Regions from separate parts of the Mus musculus genome. Here region 2 is linked to region 1. The links are chromatin loops, found by intact Hi-C in ENCODE. Cell type or tissue: heart. All regions are shown on one strand. Links, peaks and the distances in the headings refer to the core of each region. The heading gives the core; the rest is flanking DNA.

Region 1 (2,913 bases), core at 131-2,630:
TGGGTGCTGGGGACAGAGCCTGGGTCCTCTGCAAGAGCAGCTAGTACTGATCCATCTTTCCAGCCCCATCAAATATGTCTTTTAGATAAAATAGTTTATCACATGCTAGCATGTTAGTAATAATATAATATTCTTCTATTGGAATTTAAATTTTTGCTTAAAATTTCTAACTTTTACCCTAGCAAGATAAAACTTATATATTTTAATAATTATTTCATAGCTTAGTATTAATGAAGTAACCAAAGATGATACAACTAAATCTGTGAGATTTTAATTTTTGGTGTTCATATGCACACACCGATGGCTTCCTTAATTAGCATTATAATTCTGTGTCATCATTTAGCATTACAGCTTCTTAAATTACCTTAGATTTATTTTATTTCATGAGTCTGAATGTTTTGCCTGCATGCATGTCTATGCACCACACTTGTGCCTGGTACTCAGAGGTCAGAAGAGGGCGTTGAATGTCCTGGAACTGGAGTATCAGGTGGCTGTGGGCTGCCACGTGAGTGCTGAGTGTTAAAGCCTCGTCCTCGTCAAGAGTGACACGTGCTCTAAACGCTGAGCCAAAGTTCAGCCTCACACTTCTGTTTTAACATTGCATGATTTTAGCATCTGTCGGTTCTGCCAAAAATCATTTCCTTTCTCTTCTGTATTTCAGGCAATCAATCTCTCCTGGAGTCTAAACCCTGAGCATTCTAGATTAGGTGCCACTAGGAGACATGTAATGTGATTTGAACCCTGGCTATATTTTAGTTAAAAGATTCTTTTAAAAAAGGTTTGTTGTTATTGTTTTGTTTTTTATGCTGAATATGGTGGTGCACACCTTTAATGCCAGCACTCAAGAGGTAAAGACAAGCAGATCTATGAGTTTGAGGCCAGCCTGCTCTATAGGGCAGTTTTAGGCCAGCCAGAGACCCTTTCTCAAACCAAACCAAATTAACCAAACAAACAAGAATAAGGTCTCACAATGTTGCCCAGGTTGGTCTCAAACTCTTGGGTTCAACTCACCCTCCTATCTTGTTCTTTGGGAAAAATGAGACATTTTTAAAATATAAAATCTCTAACCTACTCATTCCTTTAAATACAGTGGAATGGATGCAACTTCAGACCATTCTCCTCTTCCAACTCAAGCATGTTTCTCAGAGCTGGTCTGGAAACTCCTTCCCAGCTCCGGTGTCCCAGCTAGATGTGGGCTATGGCACCGTGTAGGAACTTCACGAATGGATCTGAGATTGGGAGCTACACTGCTGAACCCACACGGCAGGACCCAGCAGCCAGCCTTCCGTCTGCCTCTCCCTCCCAGCCTGGCCTGGCCTGGCAGATTACTAATGCACATTTTACACTCTGTTCCTGCAGCCTTCTATAGCTCTCCCCTCCCCCCAGGGAGAGAAAGAGAGTTAATCACATGAAATAACTTACTTATGAATAAAATCTCTGGAGGGGGGGAAAAAAAAAAAAGAGGATTTAAAGTGATTTTCTAATCCCTCTTCCAAATCAGGTCTCTGAAGGGAATGAATGCGGCCAGCAGGTGGCGAGATACACAAAGCAGTGCTGATTTCCCACAGCCAGAATGCAAGGGTCTGAACTGTATTTTAACTGCAAAAGGAAATGCTAATCTAAATTAAATACCAAACTTCAATACAATTTTTTATAGAATACTAAAATCCCTCACTTATCAGTAGAACTGATTGTATTCACCTCACCAGAACACAGCCAATCTTACACTTCTGGCAATCTTACAGTAAATTAAATTCTGGCAATCTTACATTTACCAACTTGAAAATAAGACAGATAGTCTGTCCAATTTATTAACTGTACAAAATATAAAGTATCTCCCTTTGTCTTGCTGTACCTCCCCTCCCGACCGCCCCCTCCAAGCCCCATCTAACTCTAAGTGTGTTGGTGCCCTGCAGTAGGGCATACTGGGATAGAATGCTAGCATCTGTGATTGGTACCCTGCAGTGGGGCATGCTGGGACAGAATGCTAGCAGCTGTGATTGGTGCCCTGCAGTGTGCAGTGGGGCATGCTGGGACAGAATGCTAGCAGCTGTGATTGGTGCCCTGCAGTGAAGTAGGCATGCTGGGACACAGTGCTAGCATCTGTGAGACTCACATTCTAGATTTTATATTAAGCTGATGCAGTTTTGTTTTGTATTACAAACGGTGTCACTGAGTCATGGAGAGCACTTGTCAGCCTGTCACAAAAGAGCATTCAGGGGGTTGTCTGCCATGCTGCAGTTTCCCCCAAGTCCTAAGACACACCCAGTTGGCACTCACACAGTATGCGAAGTCGGTGAATGAAAACTCAGTGCTGTTGCACTGGGGACCACGTTCCCAGCACACCCAAACACCGCCAAGGGCACCAAGTACAAAAGAAACTGAAGCTGCCAAAGAGCTGCAGCCACAGCAGGGGAGCCTGGAGCAGCACCTCCACTTAAGCCAGAGTCTGTATCCATCCCCAGGACACCCTGAAGTGCCCCTTCTTGATGCAGGAAGTTGAAACTGGGAGTCTCACTTCTGCCCTTCCTTGTTAGTAAAAGAAGCAGAAGCAGAGATGGGTGCTGGGATGTCGGGCCCCAGAGCTAACTGCTCTGCTGCTTCAGGCCCAGCCAGGTCCACTGGTATATAGACCTAGTCATGCAAGAAACCACAGTTTTCTCCCATGTCATAAGAGTCTCCAGGAGGAAAAGAAAATGACAAATGGAACAATATCAGGAGAAGTGATAGGATGACACATGCTTCGTTGCTCCAAAATACTGTACATGAGACCGACAGCCGTCTGTCTCATGTACACAAAGAGATCAAACCACCTCTAAGCTTGTGGTGATTTGCATCTGACTCTTGCTGATGGTGACTTTGATAACAAGAATAAATGAGCTGTCATCTCAGCTGGGTTCTGGAGAGAAGTGT
Region 2 (2,913 bases), core at 120-2,619, 66 kb after region 1:
ACAGTGGTACAGAGGGGAAGGGGCATAGCTTTGCTGCCATGAGGAATTGTGGGGACGGGCTACAGGAAAGAAGTGGCATTGGGCAGCATGTGAGTGTGGAAAGGAAAGGGTCATGTGCAGACCTGGGAAGGAGTGGTCCAGATGAGGGAATGGCGCAGGCATAGGCCCTGATGGAGCCCAGGCCTGCCATGTTGAAATCATGGCAAAGAGGGCCAGAAAAGAAGCAGAAGCAAGTGCACACAGTGAGAGAGGCCAGATCGGAACCACTGAAATGCTGCCACCCAGAGCCAGTCAAGCACACAGTAGGTATCTGAGCCACAATGGTCTGCCACTCCATACCTTTTACTGTTTATCCTCTAACCATCTCCAAGTCCGAGTTCTTCCAAGAAATGGGGCCACAGGTAAGGAATAGAGGGGACCCTTCAGCTGCCCAAAGCTTGTAGGGGACATTAGGGGGCTTCCAAGCCAGACCCACAAGGCCACACCCACCCTCAAGAAACAGCTGATACCCAGCAAGAGCAAAGCTGCTCCTGGGGCAGCTGAGAAAGGCACCCATCCCCATGCCTGCTGGCCAGGCCCACGAAGCCGTATTTGGTACTATAGGCCTGAAGGCTAACGAGGGTGCGGGGCCAGGATCTCTGAGGTCCCCACAGACTCACACTGCCTCTGTTGTTGTCACCTCAGCAGTCAAGGAGGAACACGAGAGCTTTAGGACATCTCTGTGGGTGAGAATGGGCACAGGGAACAGCTCAGAGTAGGAGGCCAGCATTTGAGGCCACCTCCACGGAAGGCCACCTCTCCCTAGCCAGTTTACCTTGCAGCTAAAGGGTGACTGGGCTACACTGTGATCTCCAAGGCTTGGGCACCAGAAGTCCACATGGACTTCTCCATCATGGGGTCCCCTCTGGAGACTCCCAGTCTTGCCAAGCCTACAATACCCCTTATAGGCGTGTTTAAAGGCTCTCTTCCCCTTCTCCATCCTGGGTGTCCCAGGGCTTCCAGGCTTCAGTCCCAGCAACTGAAGGAGCACCTATGTGTTTCTTGCCCCACCAACCTCTCAAACACCCCCATTTGCAACTCAAACCAAATCTTCCCTACACAGTGAAACTGACTTACGGTTCCTTACTGTTTCTGTATGCGGGACACTCCAGAGCTCACACCCACTACAGCTCTGGCCACATCACAAGACGGCTGCCACTGAAGCCGCAGGGAACATTTATGGAACACTAACCTCATGCCAGGCTTCATCAGGTCCCAAAGAAGTAACTTCCTGGGAGATAGGGAGGCAGGCAGGCCCTAGGGCTTAGTGGAAACTTCCCCGAGGGTAGATAACTGCCCTCAGTAAATGTGTCTGTGAGCAACGGAAAGGTGCAGCCTGTCCCTGGGAGGGCCCTAGGCTCTGGGTCAGAAGCACACAGGCTACCACAGAAGCTCCAACACCTCCTGGCCTCTGTTCCCATCCATATAGTGGAGAGAATACGAGCCTCTGCACTGGCAGGCCATTAACAAATTAAATTAGCTGGCCCAGCTCTGGGCCCTCAACTCCTTCCTGGGGCCAGTACCTCTGGAAAAGCCCCTTTGTCACCACAGCTCCTCTGAAGCATCAGCAGCCATGCCTGAACCCAGTCCCAGACAGCTCTCTTCGTTCTTGCTTTATCTACCGTTTTTCCCTGCTGTCTGCCCCCTTACCCTCTGCTCCCCAGCAACCCTCCGGAGACGTAGGCTTAGCTTCCCCCTCCTGCTGCCCATGAGCTGCCCCCTTGTCTGCCTCTCGTCAGTGTCAGTCCCTGGCAGGACTCCAATGACAGTCCACAGGGAGGGGTAACTGTGCCCATGTTTCACTCACAGCACAGCCCTGGACACAGCCCAGCCACCAGGCCCAGCTGCATCTGTTGCAGGAAGGGTCTTGCCCAGAGCAGGAGTTAGGATCAGGGAATTGAGACCGACTATTGAGCAAAGCTCACAGTATACTAGCAGACCCTGCCCGGGGGCTGGCAAGGACCACAGAGATGGCTGAGACTGATGACGCAGTCACTTCCACAATAGCTTTGTGCCAAAGCCTTTGGGTGCCATGACTGGTCATACCAACTATGGCTCCAGGCACCGGAGGCCTGGCTGAGCCAGAGGAAACTGTCTGCCGGCTGTACTAGCCCCAGTGTCGCAGAGCCTAGAGGTGCCACTGTGGCCAGTGTTGTTACTGTTATTGCTGCCATGTTAGTTCACTGCTAGAGAGCCACTCAGTACTGCCCAGTCCTGCCTAGGGCAGAGCAGAGAGAAACACAGGAGTCTGCATAAAAAGCCTTCTGATTCGGGGAAAATGAGGCAAACCTTCTGTTTTGACCTAACATGTTGCATGGCTCTGGAAGCACCTGCCGCGGATACCTCTCCCAACACAGCACAGCCTCCTAAACCTCCCTCCACTAGACACACATCTACAGGGGACCTTGCCTAGAGAGCTCAGTGATAGAGGACAAATCCATCACGCCATTGTGCCCACCCAACCCAAGACAGATGGGAACAATTAGGGCTTGAAGTACACAAATGTCAGTCCTGTGTGAACACTGTATTTACAAGGCACTTTCTGTCCGCATATAGCAGTATCTCAATGGAGAAGATGGTCCAGCAGCACCAGCTCTACCTACCTTGTCCCTAAGGATGTCTGAGCCTCCCCCACCCCCCATCCCCGTTCCCACAATGCTGAGGCTGGTCTGGTGGGCCATATGCCCACAGCCATGCATTTATTCTCACGAGTGGCTCAGCCTATCCAGGGTCACCTGCTATGACAAAGACCCTTGTGTCTCCTGACCAATTGGAGGGACCCCTTGAACACAACTGATGATTTCAGAAGAACTGAGAAGTCTCTTTGGGGTTCCCCTACAGACCCTAAAGGGATGCAGAGGAAGGAATATTCAA

What was found. Hi-C counts contacts between places; a loop is a spot of excess contacts. Peaks named below come from ENCODE experiments on the same cell type or tissue, not always from the same donor. Only the 100,000 strongest peaks of a DNase experiment are listed, where the experiment ranks them.
Region 2: it touches region 1 in a loop (2.6-fold over the local background); 1 of 42 quality-filtered maps calls a loop at or near these places.

The regions. Positions count from the first base shown.
Region 1 is chr11:61,090,455-61,093,367 of GRCm38, reverse strand. No RefSeq gene overlaps it. Among named protein-coding and RNA genes, the nearest start is that of Tnfrsf13b, 35 kb to the left of the region's middle. In heart, for the core only: a CTCF peak has its summit at 1,532 (motif pointing right); no DNase peak of the experiment used is centred there.
Region 2 is chr11:61,024,182-61,027,094 of GRCm38, reverse strand. The region is part of intron 1 of Kcnj12 (potassium inwardly-rectifying channel, subfamily J, member 12); the gene reads right to left. Among named protein-coding and RNA genes, the nearest start is that of Kcnj12, 3.1 kb to the right of the region's middle. In heart, for the core only: no CTCF peak of the experiment used is centred there; a DNase peak (open chromatin) is centred at 1,294; H3K27ac peaks cover 1,900 bases; H3K27me3 peaks cover 626 bases.